2 separate regions of the Homo sapiens genome follow, and region 1 is linked to region 2. A link is an interaction called in ENCODE POLR2A ChIA-PET data of the cell type or tissue named here. Cell type or tissue: PC-3. All regions are shown on one strand. Links, peaks and the distances in the headings refer to the core of each region. The heading gives the core; the rest is flanking DNA. Region 1 overlaps ENPP1 (ectonucleotide pyrophosphatase/phosphodiesterase 1). Region 2 has its middle 37 kb from the start of MIR548H5.

Region 1 (9,585 bases), core at 2,491-7,490, 61 kb before region 2:
TGTTTGGAGGTTCTAGCAGGGGAGTGCACCTATTCATATACCCTTGACCAAAGACTGGTTCTCATCTATGGGAGATGGTCATCTTCTTCAACCGAGCGCACATCTTCGGGAGGGACACACGTGGAGTAGTGAGGGAGGAAGGGGACACCCGCCTAGCCAGCCAGATAGCCAAATCAGCCCTGGCGATCAATGGGGTGATAGAAGTCACAGCCAGATCGCCCTCACATCCCCTAGTTCTGAAAAATATTACTGAAAATATTACTGGATGTACACCTATTTCCTAAATATTTGTAAATATATTCACGAAATTTTTCTTATCAGGATCCCATTATACTTCTAAAAGTTACTAACAACCCTAAGATGCCTTTTCAGATGATTATGGACATTCTTCTTTAAAACCACACCAAAATTCTAAAAGTAGTAATCTCTTAAACTATGACCAGTCGCTCCGAAGCAGGGAAGGGGGGCAAGATGGTTTACATCGCAAATGGACAAGTGCTGGACAGCTGGAGTCAGTCTCCATGGAGATTATCTTTGATAACAGATTTCTTATGGGGAACAGCTGAGTTTGTGGTTTTGCTTTTCAAAACTCTGCTTCAGCAAGATGCGAAAAAAAAAAAAAAGAAGCTATGGAAACTCATCTGATTCCAGATATGATGATGGAAGAGGGCCACTGGGAAACTCTCCCCAGAGAATTGGTCGAATCAATCATTTGCGTGGCCCCAGTCCTCCTCCAATGGCTGGTGGATGAGGAAGGTAAATGTCTGCTCTATGAAGCAGACAACTGGACATGCATATTCATAGCAGAAAGAAACCATCAAGAAGTGGGGGGCTGGCCATGCTGGAGCAGTAGACAAATGTGTGTGTCTAAATAGGGACTGCTCTGTGTTCTCACAGATGAATGAGGTAATGCTGGGAATTCCCTCTGCAGGGAACTGGCTGACTGACATGCAGTTCCACAAATGCACGTTTGTCTCATTATCTTTTTTGTATAGTTTATTAAAGTATTAATATAGTTTCAATAAGTAAGTATTTTTAGGTTGCAAAATGAACTCATCTTTATATTAAATTCACAAAAAAACTGAATCTGAAGAATATAACTAAAAGGCTGTGTATTTAACATTTAGTGTCACCTTTTCAACTTCTGAAATACTGTTCATTGGTAATTTGTTCTCATTTATAAATCACATTGTATTCATTTCGATAGAATGCATATATCTGTGCTCTTGAATTAATTTTTATCTTATATTTGTCTTTTGAAAGAAGTAAATTATGGCATAAAAATGGAAAAGGTATTACTGAACTTTACATACTGTTACATTAAAATCCATTAGTCTATCTTGCACTTTGAATGGAAATTATACCAATGCATAATTTTGTAACATCATCCACTCATCCTTTGGAAAATATTGGTTCACTAAGTTCTATCATTCTTCCAAATGTTAACGCATGTCATTAAACAACATGAAAAAAAACCACATTCCTCGCTATCTTCATCAATTTTGTGTAAGGATCAGGAAGCTGTTACACTCAAATGGCAAATACAAGTTTTTCAAAATTCTAATTTTTGCTTGGAAGCTCAGATTTTATCATAGACAGCTGATAGCTTCATAGGTTTTCCTTGAAGGGACAAGCTAACATCACTCATTTTTGAGAAAATATGTCAAATAAATAAGTCTAAATAAAAAGCTTGTCAGTTCTTTCAAATAAAAATGGTGTTCTTTGAAAAAAAATTAGTTCAGCTTGCAACTTAAACAACCGCACAGCTGCTTTTCCTCTAGAAAACAGTACTTCAGTATGCAGCAGATATGCTACATGCATACTTCCAATTGTGTCACATAGAATATCAAAAAGACAGGTAATCTAGGTTTCAGATTATTAAATCTGCTTCATCAAGGACATTTTTTTTTTTTTTGAGACAGAGTCTCGCTGTGTCACCCAGGCTGGAGTGCAGTGGCACGATCTCGGCTCACTGCAACCTCCGCCTCCTGGGTCCATGCCATTCTCCTGCCTCAGCCTCCCAAGGAGCTGGGACTACAGGCGCCCACCACCATGCCCGGCTAATTTTTTCTGTATTTTTAGTAGAGACGGCATTTCACCGTGTTAGCCAGGATGGTCTCGATCTCCTGACCTCGTGATCCACCCGCCTCGGCCTCCCAAAGTGCAAGGATTACAAATGTGAGCCACCGCGACCAGCCTCATCAAGGACATTTTTATTGCTTCATCTAAGCAATAAAACATCTAAGGTGTTCTTTTTAGTGAAATGGCTTTTTTTTTATTGCAAGTGCATGACTACTTGTACAATTGGTGTCATTGCAATGACGTCTGCTAAGGTGCCATCACTCCTTTAATACCACGGTGTAAAAGTCAACACAGTGAAAGGGCAAATAATGTCTTAATCTACTGAGTTTCTTTTCAATTCTCTCTCTCTAACCATAAGAGAGCATCAAGATCCCCCAGATGCTTGCTAACGTCAAAAAAAGCTTTCTAAGCAGGAGGGGGATCGGGAAACACATCTTTAGGAACAAGCTAGTTTCTCAAAAATATTCACCTGAAAACCAAGATAGTGATTTTTTTTTAAGACTCTCAAATCACACCTGTTATAGGATGTTTGCCAGCTAAGTCTGTGCAAAGTCCTGAAATACGGTGAGAAAATGGTCAATCCATAAATGAGAAACACTTGTGACAATTCGCTGTGACAATTTACTTCCTCCAAAATGATTTTCTTATGCATATTATACATATATATAAAATATGGAGATATGTACATACACACGTGTGTGTGTGTGTGTGTGTGTGTGTGTGTGTATGGAGAGAGAGAAAGAAAGAGAGACAGAGAGAGATTGAGAGAGAGAGAGAGATAGACATGGGGTTTCATTATATTGCCCAGGCTGATCTTAAATTATGGCCTCAAGTGATTCTCCTGCCTCGGTCTCCTTTAGAGGCATGAGCCACCACACATCCCAAAATCACTTTCTATCAAAACTCTCTATTTTTCTATTCTACTACATTTCAAAATAAGCCAAGAAGGAAACTCAAACTAAGAAGAAAAGCACAATTTCCCAAAAGTATACCTACTTTGGAAGCTCCCAGAAACAGCTGATTGTTGACTTCACACTAATAAAGTGCACTAATTTTGGCTTCCACCCAGGAAAATCTCATCACTGAACTACCAAAGACACATATATATCTCAATATAGAGGCAAGCTTTAGCATCACCACACCAGAAATTTCTTAGGTTCTAATTACACATTGTTATACTGAAGCAGGCAAAGGAGAGTTGGAAACCCAACAGCAGGCCAAGCTTGATGAATAGGATATAACATTTAGCAAATGAATGGGATGGCATTAGCTATTAGTCCGTGATAAAAATCTGTAGATAAAAGTCCTTCCAGTTACCATCATAGTCTATTATGTACTAATGGTGTGGCTTTTGCCTATAAATTTAGCCCATTGTTGCTAGAAGTAGAGTAAATCAACCACCTACATCTGAATAACTTGAGGTGCTTGTTAAAAAGTGAGGATTCTTTGGGTCCATTCCAAATCTATTAAATCATAATCACTGAGATTGGAGCCTAGGAATCTCTGTCTTTAACACTTCCCAGGTGGTTTTTATGCACAATAATGTCTGCATGGAAACCTGACTGAATCCCTGACTGAGCCTCAGATTCCTTATCTGTAAAGCAGAATTGACTGTCATCATACTTTCCTATTTCACAGTTGTTGAGTATTGAGGATCAATCAAAAATATATGGGAAATGCTTTTTAAAGCTGCCAAGTGCTACAAAAATGATTATAACCATCTAAACTTCTACCACCTACACTTCTACCAACACCTCTTCTAAAAACTAAAAGTAAAAAAAGGTAAAAATAATTTTTCAAAGACACTACAGATATCTTAATTCTTGCAACTAAATCTCAGATAACTAGAATACTCAGAAAATAGTCTTCCCGTTAATATTTAACTGAACATTCTGGTCACTCTTTTGAAAAACCTTAAATGTGTTCCTACATTGTCTTTCCTTGGTAAATGCATAACTTAGTTTTTATCCGATGACAAGGGATTTTCGAGCTGGGTCAGAATTCTGAGTATCAGGTTTTGTTGCACAAGATTTATGCTTAGAAGAGTAATCTATGTTCGGCCCTGAGCTCATTTGCTAAAAGGTTTCTTGTTTATTTTTTCTTGTTTGGGGGGTATTTTATGGTTGATGGAGGCATGCTTATTTTAACCAAAAGCAGATCTCTAATTACAAGTTGTATTCCAAATGCTTATTTGTTCCTAAGTTGTCTGGAACTTAAATGCCTCTCCCCATAGTAAGAAAAAAAAAGAAGTTATAAATCATGATAAAGTTCTCTGGCTTGTACAAAAAGGCCACAATATAGATGAAATACATTTGCTGTATCTTAAATGTCACACAAATATTTTACAATGGTAGTCATCAAACTTGAGAGCAAAATTGAATATGAAACTATTTTCATTTACCTTTAACATTGCTACTTAAGATAAAAAGAGTCAGCTGGATGAAGATGAAAAGCTGATACAGCCGGGCGTGGTGGCTCACGCCTGTAATCCCAGCACTTTGGGAGGCCGAGGCGGGCAGATCACTTGAGGTCAGGAGTTCGAGACCAGCCTGGCCAACATGGCAAAACCCTGTCTCTACTAAAAATACAAAAAAAAAAAAAAAAAAAAATTAGCCAGGTGTGGTGGTGTGCGCCTGTAATCCCAGCTACTCAGGAGGCTAAGGCAGGATAATCACTTGAACCCGGGAGGCAGACAGAGGTTGCAGTGAGCCAAGTTCACTCCACTGCACTTCAGCCTGCACTACAAAGTGAAACTCCGTTTCAAAAAAAAAAAAAAGGCTGATAGATAAAAATTTCTGTAAATGCTCTAGAAAGGTTAATGGCCCCCAGTTCTTTATTATACAGAACACATAAGGTCTCTCAATGTGACCACCAAGGATTTTCTTCAGAGTCATGATTAGGATATGATGGGGGCAGGAGATGACAAAACTGAGTGTCCAAAGTTAACTAAACAAGTGAAATAGAAATTAGCAAAGTGCTTTTGAAACAGTAGCTACGTATCCCTGAGAAAGAGACAACATGGAGTGGAAACAGCTGAGCTACAAATGGTGAAAAAGAAATACCAGAACAAGATTCAAGGCAGAAGAAAAGAAGGGACAGAAAGCAATGCTGAAGAAGAGCGAAGAATCACAAAGACTGAATTCAGGGTGTGGCAGCAAAGTTATCAAAACCAAAGAGGCCTTGGTGTAAGTGAAGGAGGCTCTCCTTCATACATGCCGACTGCCACACTTGGAGTGTCTGTACCTGAGAGAATGTTCACTGACTAGATTTCTGATTCTGAATCCACGTTATCACAGAGGCCCCGTCTGCCTTCTTCTTAGGCACCTTCACCTTAGTTGGGTACTTCTGTTCCTTCACTATCTCCTCCATCTCCCTATACCCAAATAAAATTATATCCCAGTTTTAATCTTACCCCTGAATTTATACCCAAGTGTCATCTCTATGTGGATTCCTGACCATCACAGACCCTATGGGTCCCTGCTTGTGTATTTAGTCTTCCCATCTTCCCCTTTTCCAAATCAAAGTGTGGCTCAGTCTAACAAAAAATGCAGTACATTCATTCAAGCAATTAAAAGCTGACATTGAGTGTCAGGTACTATCCTCTGCCTAATAGTAAAAACAACAGTCTTGGGTTCCTAGGAATCCTTTATGTATTTTATTAGAACATGTGAAACAAATACCATAAGGGACACAGAGAACACTTCTCTGGCCTCTTAAGATGCTCTGGTTATTCTGAAATTAAAATGTTCAACTATGGCTGGACAGATAACAAATTTTATAAACCAAAGGAGCAATGTCAACTCCAAGTCTGATTAAGAGCAGAGACTTAGCTTGAACATTCTTCCTTCCATATTCTAGAGTTAAGATAATGGATCATAAGGGAAGGAAAAGGAAGCTAATTGAATTATAATTTTTACACCCAAATCTCAAATAATGCCAGCTTCTGCCTCTTATAAAGAAGTCTTTCACAGCATATACTCAGGGCAACTTGAATCTATGCTCCTGGGTTGTATTCCTCAAACTTGGCCCAAATAAAGCTCTATAATTACATTAATTTTGCCTTGGTTTTTTTTTTCTTTAGGTCAGCAGGATTCACAGTGACTTCCCACCACCACCTGGTGTTTTTCTCTAAAATCAGTGCTTGGTACCAGCATGAACTCATTGCATTCTCCATTTTTGGAAGTCCTACCACATGTTGTGGAGATGAGGTCTCACTCTGTTGCCCAGGTAGGTCGTGAACTCTTGAGCTCAAGCAATCCTCCCACATCAGCCTCCCAAAGTTCTGGGATTTCAGGCATTAGCCTCTATGCTCCGCCAGAAATCTTATCTTGTGTGGTTGAAGCTCATTGAGATTGGATGGATCGGCATTTCCATTGTGCAAACCACACTCAGTCTTCCAGAGTGGAAGAATAAATAAATGGAATCATGAAAAGTTAATTGGCAAAGCTTACAGAAAGCTTTAACCTTCCCTGGCCTAAGGCTCTTCCATTTGCTTAACTTACATTCTACCCTGCTTGGAAAACATCAGCTTTCTCCTTTTGAAATAAGAATGGAAAGATCCATGCACCTGGATGAAGGAGACTACGAACCAGCTCTCCTGAAAAGTTGTAAACTAAAAATAAAATCCAAAGCCCTCGACCAACTGAGTGGACCCACTCTCTGCCAAGGAAACCCCAGAGAAACCTCAAAAACTGAGCTCTCAGTCAAAATAGGAAGAGAGGTCAAACGCACTTAATTCTACTCCCTCCCTTTTGGAGTTGAGGCGTAACAATTGACCAGCATTAATGTTACAATAGAAATAAGACCGCGAAAACGTCTCTGTGGCAATAAGACACCAAGTTATAAACAAGACCTTAAGGGTATGCAAGGGGAGGGTTAAGTCATGTCTGCACACCCATCAATTTTGCTACATAGCATCATGCTTAACTTACAACATCCCTTTTTTTTTTTTGAGACAGAGTCTTGCTCTGTCACCTAGGCTGGAGTGTAATGGTGCAATCTCGGCTCACTGCAACCTCCGCCTCCCAGGTTCAAGCGATTCTCCTGCCTCAGCCTCCCAAGTGGTTGGCACTACAGGCATGTACTACCATGCCCTGCTAATTTTTTTTGTATTTTTACAAAAAAAGAGGTTTCACCCTTTTTTTGAAGGGGTTTCACCATGTTGGTCATTCTGGTCTTGAACTCCTGACCTCAAATGATCCCACCTGCCTCAGCCTCCCAAAGTGCTGGGATTACAGGCATGAGCCATCACACACAGCCACAACAGCCCTTTCTGTTGATTCCAAGTTTTAGACAGAGCCTTACTCCTTTAATCAATTGCAAATTAAAGAATCTCCGAATCACCGGGCAAAGTGGCTCACGCCTATAATCATAGCACTTTGGGAGGCTGAGGTGGGTGAAATTCCTGAGCTCAGGAGTTCAAGACCAGCCTGGGCAACAAAGTGAAACCCTGTCTCTACTAAAATACAAAAAAATTAGCCAGGAGTGGTGGTGTGTGCCTGTAATCCCAGCTACTTGGGAGGCTGAGACAGAAGAATCGCTTGAACCCAGGAGCGGGAGGTTGCAGTGGGCCGAGATTGTGCTATTGCACTCTAGCCTGGGCAACAGAGCAAGACTGTCTCAAAAAAAAAATCTCTGAATATGCTGAATAAATAACCTGTAAGCCCTTGCTTTAAGATATCCCACCTTTTCATATGGAATCAATGTATACCTTTCATGTACTGATTTATGTCTTTGCCAGTAACTCCTGCCTCCCTGAAATATATAAAAACACACAGTAATCCAACTGCCTCAGGTGCACATTCTCAGGACTCCTTGAGAAAGTGTTTCCCCGAGCCACAGTCACTCATCTTGGCTCAGGATAAAGCTCTTTAAAATATTTTACAGAGTTTGGTTTTTCCATTAACAAGGTGATACTCTTCACTATTGTCAAGGCCTTATAAGTTTCTCACTGAAAATTCTAAATTAATTAAGGATTCTTTTAACAGCAAGCTCTTAGGAGACAAAAACATCAAAGATCATGGTCTCCAACCTGGAAGATTTTGTTTAATAGAAAATACCATCAAATAAAGGACTCCTAGCCACGTTAGAAGGGCCAATATCAGGCTACCCTGCCTAAGTGGACATCTTCCTCAGTGGAGATCTTCAACACTTTGTTCTTTAGACCAGGACAAGAAGTGGATTAAAATATTCATTTGGTTACCTTCAGGAATAGGAACACTTTTCATATTTGTATTTCAAGTTGTTTTGTTGATAATTGTCCTTATTTGTGTCATCCTTTTGATTCTTAAATTGATTATGCTTTGTATTTCTAGATGTCTAAAGTCTACCACAAAATTCTATAACAAAAAACTCATCATAATAGCTAGATGCTTAGAAATGACCCAACATACCTCAACTCCAGTGTAAGTGAATGACCTGAAATCCCGCTGCTCTGTCCCCTTATTTTTCAATCCAATCCCTGAATTGTTGCCTACCAATTCAGCCTTGGAACCTCACTAAGTTTTTAAGTGATAGTACTTCTGCCCATCTCATTCCCTCTGACATGGGACAAGACTATCCGGAAATGAGCCTTCCCAGCAATGTGGGACAAACTTACATCCAAAACGTTGATCATCAGTATTTTAAGAAGAGAAAGATTTTTATTAAAAGGAGGAAATGAGAAAGAAAAATTGCTCAGAGCAGTCTGAGATATGCGAACTATGCAAAATTTATCAGGCCCAGAGGGACATGAGCATGGGACTTCAGTCACATCACTGCACCCATTCCCAGGGGCAATTCTTTAAAAGCATTTTGTTCCTGACAGCTGCCTCACCCACTATCTTCATGTTCCTGGAATGTGTGATACAAAGAACAATGTATAGCCAACCAATAGCTCGTTATTGTAACATGAATGCTTGATAAACAACTTAGGAACTGCCTCTTCCTTTTTCCTTTAAAAACCCATTTGTAACTGCTGCTAATAGGAGCATCTACTCAGGGCAACTTGAATCTATGCTCCTGGGTTGCAGTCCTCAAACTTGAGCCAAACGGACTCTCTACATATATATAGATATAGATATAGATATAGATATAGATATAGATATAGATATAGATATAGATATATAGATATAGATATAGATATATGTTTTTTTAAAGAACTCTTTCACTGAAACATGAAAGTAGTCTTCAGTGACCACCACCCATACGCAAGCCCTTTACACATACACAGATACACAGATATATGTATTCATAAGTATAGCAGAAGGTCACAAACAACACAAAAAAAATGCTTTTGAGGAGCTAACTGGAGAAATGTATTGCAATGTAGTTGAGAATTACATGACTGTAAAATCACACCAAGAAACAAGAAGGATATTTAAATACATCTCCAAGTCAACACATCTCGGTGGAAGTCTACACTTCAGTTCAAAACTTCATTTACAACCAAGGAAAGGCATCTAATATTTAACATACCTACTGACACATGTAGAGAATAATACTTGTTTTTCCCTCTTGCTGTTT
Region 2 (9,585 bases), core at 2,238-7,237:
GTACACCTTAAATATATACAATCAAATAAATAAAATAATTGTAAATGCCCATGACAGTAGTTTCTGCAAACACATGGACCTCCAATGCAAGTATTTTTAAAAAAACTTTTTGAAAACTCTAAAAAAGCCTTTCCTCTATATACGTTTGTATAACACATTTGATTAAGTTGAATTTTAATTGAAAATACAGAGACAATTTCTACTTCTTCTTCAACAGCAGTGTGTCCTAATAGCATATAAAACTGTCTTGAACATGCGAATAAGACTTATCTGATAGCTGTCATGAATCCAAATTCAAACTTTTTTCCAACTATTTACTCCATCACTCAGCAACCATTTAGTAATTGTCCAGTTACTGTTTCCAAGTATGTGGGCCTTGGCTTGTAAAGTCAAATTGGCGAAAGAGGAAAACCTGCCCTACGAAGTTTCCGTCAAATAAGTCTAAACTCCAGACAAGTCTTGAGTCACTCTGACTCTACTTGGTTATTGAATTATATGGAAACTTTTCTCTACTCATTGGCACTGCTAAAACCTCCAGACAACTGGTTTCCAGTCTTACAGTGTGGTGTGCTGTTTTTCTTTAATTGCCTTTTGAAACACAGGATAGTTTTATTTTCCACTTTCACCTTGCTGTTTTGGGGTTTCAAAATTTATATTTGCATATTATCTAAGTTATTCTTATTTTTAAATAAAGACAAGGAAATTTCAGATTTTAATATTTGATCTCTTTTTTAGCCATTGTTTCTTAAAATATCAGCCATCCTGTCTGAGGCAGGCACATTCCATGGTTGTCCCAGACATACCTAATGAATACAGCTCCCCTGCAGAAAATATGGGAGGGAGGAGAGAGTATTTGCCCTGGAGAGTTCCAGTCTGCCATTTTGCTGATCATTCCATTATCAGCATCTTATCCTCGAAGCTTTACCCACAGCACTTGTGCAAACATTATCTCTCCATATCCCAGAAAAACAAAACTAAGAATTGAACGCATTAATCTCTTGGGAATATATACAATTCAAAAGAGGCATAAAGAATTGGAAGAATTTATCACCTCTCCTATGGGAATAGTTCAGGTCCCAGAAAGAAAAGTTTTCAGAAAGAGCCTTAAATCCAGTTGGTTTCACCCTATTGGCCATCCCATACTCTGCACAGAGGGGGACGATACACTAGACTAAAAACAATATTCTAAATTCTCTGAACCTTACTTGCTGCATCTGTGCCTACTTTCAGAGTTGCTTAAAAAAAGTTGGTTGTGTAAACTTTAAAAAGTAATATCTTATGAGTGCATGTAAAAACTTGTGGAATCTGAGAAAGGTCTGTAGACTTGTTAACAGTATTGTACCAGTGACATGTCCTGGTTTTGATATTTTACCACAGCCATGTAACATGTTACTAGTGGGGGAAGCTAGCTAAAGGGTATACTGGGCTCTTTGTGCTATTTTTTTCAATTTTCTGTGAGTCTATAATAATTTCAAAAATAATAAATGTGATATATACGCTTTAATTTTAAGAGAAATAGTGTCATCAGAAGTTCTGAGGTTAAGGTACAAAACACATGCAATTGACAGTATTCAAGAGTTTTGGACTTACAAAAATGACAATTTCATATGGTATCCTAATACTATAAAATGTGTAAAATGCAGTTATACTTGGGTTTATTGCCAATAGACTTGTTTTTGCTAACTAGAAAACAAACAAAAAACCCCCACAAAATCTGAACACTTTTTTTAGTTGATTGTAATTTTAGAAAATAAATTCCCCTCTATCTAGTTTCTTACCTTTTTTTTTTTTTTTTTTTTTGAGGCACAGTCTTCCTCTGTTCCTCTATTGCCCCAAGTTGGAGTGCAGTGGCAACATCTTGGCTCACTGAAACCTCTGCCTCCCGGGTTCAAACGATTCTAGTGCCTCAGCCTCCTGAGTAGCTGGGATTACAGGAGTGCGCCACCATGCCCAACGAATTTGTGTGTGTGTGTGAGTGTGCATATTTTTAATAGAGATTGGTTTTGCCATGTTGCCCAGGCTGGTCTCAACTCCTGGCCTCAAACGCTGCTGCTGCTTCCGTCTCCCAAAGTGCTGGGATTACAGGCATGAGCCACTGAACACAGCCTACTTTCTTATTCTTGAGATGGATCTTAGGAAATGGTTATAAGAGGTCTGAGAGGAAAAGAAATGTGTTCTAACAGCAGTGCCGGCTTCTACTGCTCCTTGAACACAGTGCATGTCCCTGTGTTGACTGCTTCCCCATATATCAGCCTGGCTAACACTTTGCCTCCTCTAAATCTTTGCTCAGATTTCAGCATCTCAAAGAGGTCTCCCCGGAGTGCTCTGCTTAATATTTCTTGCAACCTACACTTCACAACATCACTACATTCAATTTTTCTTTCTTTCTTTCTTTCTTTGGAGACAAGGTCTCGCTGTGGTACCCAGGCTGGAGTGCAGTGGCACAATCATGGCACACAGCAGCCTAGACCTCTTGGGCTCAAGTGATCTTCCCACTTCAGCCTCTGGAGCAGCTGGGACTACACAGCTTCTTTTTACTCTTATTTACTTCTCCTTTTCTCTTCTGTGGCATTTAGCACTTTTTGTTTGTTTGTTTTTGCTTTTGTTTTTTGAGACGGAGTCTCCCTCTGTCACCCAGGCTGGAGTGCAATGGCGCGATCACGGCTCACTACAACCTCCACCTCCTGGGTTCAAGTGATTCTCCTGTCTCAGCCTCCAGAGTAGCTGGGATTACAGGCGCACGTCACCACTCCTGGCTAATTTTTTTGTATTTTAGTAGAGACAGGGTTTCACCGTCTTGTCCAGGCCGGTCTCGAACTCTTGGGCTCTGGCAATCAACCCGTCTCGGCCTCCCAAAGTGCTAGGATTACAGGTGTGAGCCACCGCGCCTGGCTGCATTTATCACTTTCTAACACACATAATTTAATTTTCTTATTTGCTATACCTGTTGTTTACTGTGTCTTCCCTGCTAGAATATAAGGCCGTAAGGGGCAAGGATCTTTGTCGAGTTTGTTCCTTGATTATCCAAAGCCCCCAGAACAGTGTCTGTAACATAAAAGGAGCTCAATAAACATTCACTGAATAAATAGATTTAACGAGATCTTGAATAGGCAAGACATGTCTAGTCTTTCAAGACTACAGAATGACTGTATGACTACAGAAGACAGTTGGTTCCAGATTCAGAGATAGCAAGAGAGGAAGACAGTGAGTCATTTGATGAACTCTCTTATATCAAAGTAATCAACTGAAGATTTAATTCTAAATTTCTGCTCTCAATTTGTGGAAAACTTTGCTTAAATGCTGTAAAAGGCTGATGTCAGAATCTGAGGTGAGAGTTGATGATGAAATCTCTGCAAGCTAAGCCCATTTTCTGAGATGAGATTTAGACAGATTTGGAGGATGTATCTACTGCCACGGCCTATTGATCTGAGCCACTGTGGCCAATCTGTTGCAGTTCTTTGTCAATATCCAAAAGTAACAATGCTGACCATGCCATGCTTCCTTTTTTTTAAAATTGTTAATGTGGCCACAGGATAAAAATATCCTGGGACCTAACCAATAAATGGGGATTGTAATAGAGGCCGACCAAATTTAAAGATCGGGGCAACCACAAACCATGATGAAGGATGCTATTAATGTGACTAACTCATCTGGCAGGAAATATGGAAGTCAAACCTCCAAATCATAGGGCAAAGATCAACCTGACACAATCCACAAATTTGAATCACTTGTGTGTAAACCCAAGTGGAGCGGAATTGCCTGGTTAATTCAAAAAGTGTGCTTTATATATGCCTGAGAGAGGATAATGCTACCACATGGCAGCCTCTGATGGACACAGTTTATATCTAGTAAGTTATCAAATCCTTGCAACAACTCTCTAAGGTAGGTATTAAATGATCCCCTTTTTGCAGAAGAGAAAACCAAATTGTAGAGTTTAAGGAACCTGTTCCAGATCACACAGCTAGGAAGACAGGATTTAAACCTTGGTGTCTATAACTTAGGAACCCATGCTCTTATCAATACTCTACTGCCTTCTAACACTCAAATGAGAGCAGATGATTCCTTAGGAGACGATTATAAACAAACTTTGTGGTTATCACTCTAAGGAGACAAGACAGGAGGAAGTCGTTGTGTTAATCATTACACATATTTTCTTAATTTCAGGAATACGAAAACTGTTGTAAAGTCTCAGAGACTGACATTATAAACGTATGAACAATGTTAACAGAATGTTATTTATTTAGTCCTTAAGAAATGGACTTGCTGGCCTCTCCAGCTTTCTCCTAGACCTACGAATGTCTACACCTTAGTAAACACGGTATGTTAGGATAACAGAACCAGCCTAGCTCTAAGTCCAGTGTTGCCCTTTACTATGAGTTGTTATCCAGCTAAGTTTATCCTGTGGGTTTGGGATAAGTCTGAATTGCATGGATTCTCTGTCATTGGAAGGCTGAGGTTTGTTCCTGTCTGGAAGTTTGTTCAAGCGTGAGTCCACTGATTGAAGGAGAGATTGTGGTCTGCTAGGGATGCTGTGTAAAGAGGAAGTCCTTTCTTCAAACAGCCTTGTTTGTGTTTTTGAAAACTGTTAGAGTTTATGTCCTGTTTCCATTCCCATGACCAGCCCTCCCAAAGTAAACAAATGACAAGTGGTGGTGGGAGAGTAGTGGTGATACAGGGGTGGGGACGGGGCGGAGGAAGGAAAGAGATTTCCCTAGGGGAAGAGGATTTTCAAAGAACCCAAATATAATTTGGACATAAACTCAAGTGCCAAAACCAGATGGAGTTTACATCAAGATCAGCCCAATTTGTAAGCATAAACACAGACTCCTAAAATCTTCATTTACTGGTTCTAAAATGACCAAACACTGATGGACTCTCTTAGACTAAATTCCAGCTAAATTAGTGGCTAGAGGTGAATCCTTAGCCCATGAATAGGTGCACCCCTTTATCCAGTTTATCCCCCTCTAGCTACCTGACCCTACCTACCAGCAGGGGAAGCAGGTTTCCACTTGCCCAGAAAATTCATTTGTTTGTGACATTTTCTAGAAGAACAGACCCAGAGCCTTCTTAATCCTGACTATGGCTCTAAATACCCTGAAAGATCAAAAAATGCATAAAAATAAAATTTCAGAATTTAAACTACATCTGGAATATAAGCCAATGTTGAGAATTTCCCTTCTTTCCAAGTCTGCTCCCAAGATCTTAGCTGACCTCACTTGCGTTAGAAAGTCCCCTTTCTACCAACAAGAATTCATTGTAATCCTTGATTCAGTAACATTGGAATTCACAAAAATATCCCTCTTATATGCCTGTCTCCCAAAATACATACAATTGAAAATTGCAGTAATATGTGGTTCCCTCTATTCAAAAGCAAGCAGTTCTGTTGTATTAAATGCTCATCTACATGAAAAGCACTTGTCAAAAATTTGGCTTATTACATATTTCATTGTTATCAGAATAAAAAGGAAAGGGAATTACATTGCTTGGGATAGTTCTATCACCTGAAAGTCAAAAAACAACTTGAGTCAGGTGATGATTGGTGCTGGAAGCTGACATTATGGATTCTTAACAACACCTGCATGATTCTACATTAATTCTCAGCTACACATGTCTTGGGTAATTTGTAAAAACTTAAGGCATTTATTGAAATGTCAAGCAGTAATTTCCTTTTGCTCTGATAAGTTACACTTTCCACTAGAATAAATTTTCTAAATATTCAAGACACAAGTATTTTCTGAAAAATTTGAAATTCCCCTGAGGAAAAAACACTGAACCAAAGTAACATGAATTGACATTTCCCCAAATCCCATATTAAAACACTGCATTTCAAAGAAGAGATATACCCAAGAGTCATGTATTAATAGGATATAGTCATTGTAATCATTGCTTGTGGGATTATGTGTGATTTAAATATTTGCATATATAAATATAGATATATATACACATTTCGGATAGTCTTACAATGAATATGTATTACTTTTATAATTAAGAAAAATAAATTATTTTCAGTGAATTAAAATTTTAAGTACACCAATTTAAGAATTACGGTTGTGCCAATATAGGACTTTTATTTTTTCTAAAATGAAACCACAATATATGTTTACCCACTTCTAGGAACTTGCCCAGAAGATACACTTTCAATAATGCAAAACTGCATATATATAATATTCATTGCTGGATATTTGTAGTTACAAAATGTTGGAAACAACCTAAAAGCTTTTACATAAGAGACTGATGTAATGAAATGATACATCTACACAATGGAGTACTATGCAGCAATAAACTAGGATGAGGAAGACCTATGTGTATGGAGTGACTTCTGGGATATACTGTCAAGTTTTTCAAAAAGTGTGAAAGAAACCCAGGCGTGGTGTAATCCCAACACTTTGGGAGGCCGAGGCAGGAGAATTGTTTGAGCTCAGGGGAGTTTGAGATCAGCCTGGGCAACATGGTGAGGCTTTGTCTCGACACAAAATTAAAAAAAAAACAATTAGCCAAGTGTGATGGCACATGCCTGTGGTTCCAGTTACTCGGGGGGCTGAGGCAGGAGGATTGCTTGAGCCTAGGAGGTCGAGGCTGCAGTGAGTCCTATTTGAGCCACTGAACTCCAGGCTGGACAACAGAGCAAGACCCTGTCTCAAAAAAAATAAATAAAAAATAAAAAAGATATTAAAAAAAAAAGTTCAAAAGGAATATATAGTATGCCTCTTTTGCATAAAAAAGGAAAATAAGAAAAATATATCTATCTGCCTATTTTTGCAAAAACAAATACAGAAATGATTAACCAGAAACAAATGATGTTGGTCGTAAACACAGGGTGGATGGAAAAAGAAAGAGTGGAGGGAGGACACTTCTTCTGAGTGTCACTTTTCATCTAATTTTGGCTTTTAAAATCGTTAATATTTTATACACTAAAACAAATAAACGTGACTCAACAAGGTTGGGGAAACTCCTTAACAGAATATAAATAGAAACAAATGAGCAGTACTATATTTCAAATGAATAATGTAACTACACTGAAGGGGGAAAAACAAGTCCAAATAATTCTGGAACAATATTCTGACCAAGTTCTTAGCCTAGAAACACTTCTTGCATTCTACTTGGTAGATTTCCTTCTTTAAGTGGTGTTAGTCTGCAATTCTTACTCTCCGTGTATTGGAGCATATGAATAAATATATTGACGATTTTGGGAACCAAATTTCTCACTATTGGAGAAGGAAGATACAATTATAAAATAGAAAGTTGTTAGAAAAACTATGCAATATTGGATTATAATTGAATTCATGGTTTTTATTCATGTGGTGTTAACTTTAAAAAAATCACAAATCTGTGAGTTTGGAAAAGACTTTATTTTTTGTAAATGGTTACAGCCTGCAAAATGGTCACCCCACAGGATGGGAAATATTCCTCTAGCTAAGACCAGACAAGCACTTCAAAGCAGGAAAGATTGGAGTAGTAGTTTTATGCTGAAGAGGCTGGCTAAAAATACATATTTAACAGGTTATGGGAGAAGCTGTAAATATTCATGAAGGTGGTCCTGACACATGTGTATTGAGCAAATCTGCATGTAACATATAACCCATGTTCACTTGTGGGTGGAGACTTAACATTCAAAAGTATTACAGTTATGTCTACGGCCATACCACCTTGAATGCACCCGTTCTTGTCAAATGTATTACAGTTGGGCCCTATACATCGAAAGATCTTTTCAGGTTACAAAGTCACACAAGTGAGCAACCTCTGTAAACCAGTCAGAACCAGTCCGTGGTCGGTGGTCTCCCTATCAGAAGAAAGTTACTGAAATCAGGCCCTTGTCCAATCAAAGCTGTAGTTATAGCTGGTGGAACAGTGGTTCTGTTAGTCAGTGTCAGTGAGACGAGTTGTCATTGTTTTAATATTGCTTATCTCAAAGCCTGTGCTTGAGAGAAAAAACAAAACAAACAAACCAGAAAAACCCTTGTGGCAGTTAGAACAGTTTATTCTAGGCTGGGCGAGGTGGCTCACGACAGTAATCCCAGCACTTTGGGAGGCCAAGGCGGGTGGATCACGAGGTCAGGAGCTCGAGACCAGCCTGGCCCACCATGGTGGAACCCTGTCTCTACTAAAAATACAAAAATTAGCCAGGTGTAATGTCATGTGCCTGTAATCCCAGCTATTCAGGAGGCTGAGGCAGGAGAATTGCTTGAACCCGGGAGGCAGAGGTTGCCGTGAGCTGAGATCGCACCACTGCCTTCCAGCCTAGGCGACAGAGAGAGACTCCATCTCTAAATAAATAAATAAATAAATAAATAAATAAATAAATAAATAGAGCAGTTTATTCTTTAAGTGTAGGGTGCATGACTTCATCCTTGCCTGGCATGGCCTTTGGTCTTGTATATAATTTGGTATCTTATTGCCACAGAGTCTGTTCTGTCAGTCTTACCATATCTATTTCAACATTAATGCTGGTCAATTGTGTCTAAACCATGAAAGAGAGTGGGTAGAATGAGGCATGTCTGACCTCCCCTCTCTCCTGGCTGTGGCCAGAAACTCAGTTTTAAGGTTTTTCTGGGGTCCTGTTGGCCACAGAGGGTCTGTTCTATCAGTGGAAGACTTAGGATTTTACTTTAAGTTTACAGTATTTATGAACACAATGATAGATATAGGCAAAGAGACATAGATATAGATTCCACTTTTGTTGACTGAAGATGCCTAGATGTTATGATACCCCAGAAGCAATTAGGGCACCAGTGCCCACTAAATGGAACCAGGGCATTTTGGAGGAAGAATTGATTCCAGAGTTAGTGCAGGGAAAGTACAAAATAATCCTGAATTTTTTTTTCTGTACTAGAAAATAAGAAAGTCCTCAAAAAATAATGGGGTATATACAAATGACCCAGGACCCCACTTAAAGAAGCTCCTGTTGACCAACTCTGGGACTATTTGAGTACTGACATAAGTAATGATCTTAATGTATTCTAATCTGTTGGAATAAAAAAAATGAGTCTGTACAAACAATAATAAATAAATAAATAACAAAATAAGTGAGAGAACACTTTTGCTTATAGTAGAATGCTGATAAACGTAAAATAATGGAGTCTCTAAGAATCACTCCCTTTGCAACTATCATCGTAAAAATTGAATCAGGGAAAGATTATTAACGGATACTGAAGCTGTTGGGTAAAAATTTAATGAGAAACAGGATATGTGTAGGGTCTCCATATCCTTCTACAAATAACTTATAAATTGCTAAGGGAAAAATACTGTCTCTACAGAAGAGAAACTTATGAACACTAACATCACCAACTGATCAAATCTGGCATGGATTAATGATGGCACAAATGAACATCATGTGCTTCTAAATATGAAGCACTGAGGACAAATGTCACTAATGTAATGTCCCTGCCAAAAATGCACTGTGTTAATCCAGTCATCTGGAAATGCCAGACAAACCCATTTGAGGGACGGTCTACAAAATAAATGACCTGGACTCCTCAAAAGTATCAACATTATTTGTTAAATGCTGAGGAATTGTTGCACCTTATAAGAGACCAAAGAGAAAAAAGTAATACAATGAATGATTCTCTTTCAGATCCTAGACCAAAA

Evidence for each region. Peaks named below come from ENCODE experiments on the same cell type or tissue, not always from the same donor. Only the 100,000 strongest peaks of a DNase experiment are listed, where the experiment ranks them.
Region 1: POLR2A ChIA-PET joins it to region 2 with 5 read pairs; 4 of 35 experiments call an interaction of 5 or more read pairs at or near these places.

Annotation. Positions count from the first base shown.
Region 1 is chr6:131,810,978-131,820,562 of GRCh38, reverse strand. All of the region lies in intron 1 of ENPP1 (ectonucleotide pyrophosphatase/phosphodiesterase 1), which reads right to left. It also overlaps the pseudogene SELENOKP2 and the pseudogene RN7SKP245. Among named protein-coding and RNA genes, the nearest start is that of ENPP1, 7.8 kb to the right of the region's middle. In PC-3, for the core only: no CTCF peak of the experiment used is centred there; no DNase peak of the experiment used is centred there.
Region 2 is chr6:131,749,913-131,759,497 of GRCh38, reverse strand. No RefSeq gene overlaps it. Among named protein-coding and RNA genes, the nearest start is that of MIR548H5, 37 kb to the left of the region's middle. In PC-3, for the core only: no CTCF peak of the experiment used is centred there; DNase peaks (open chromatin) are centred at 3,167, 3,677 and 4,487; H3K4me3 peaks cover 993 bases; H3K27ac peaks cover 3,899 bases.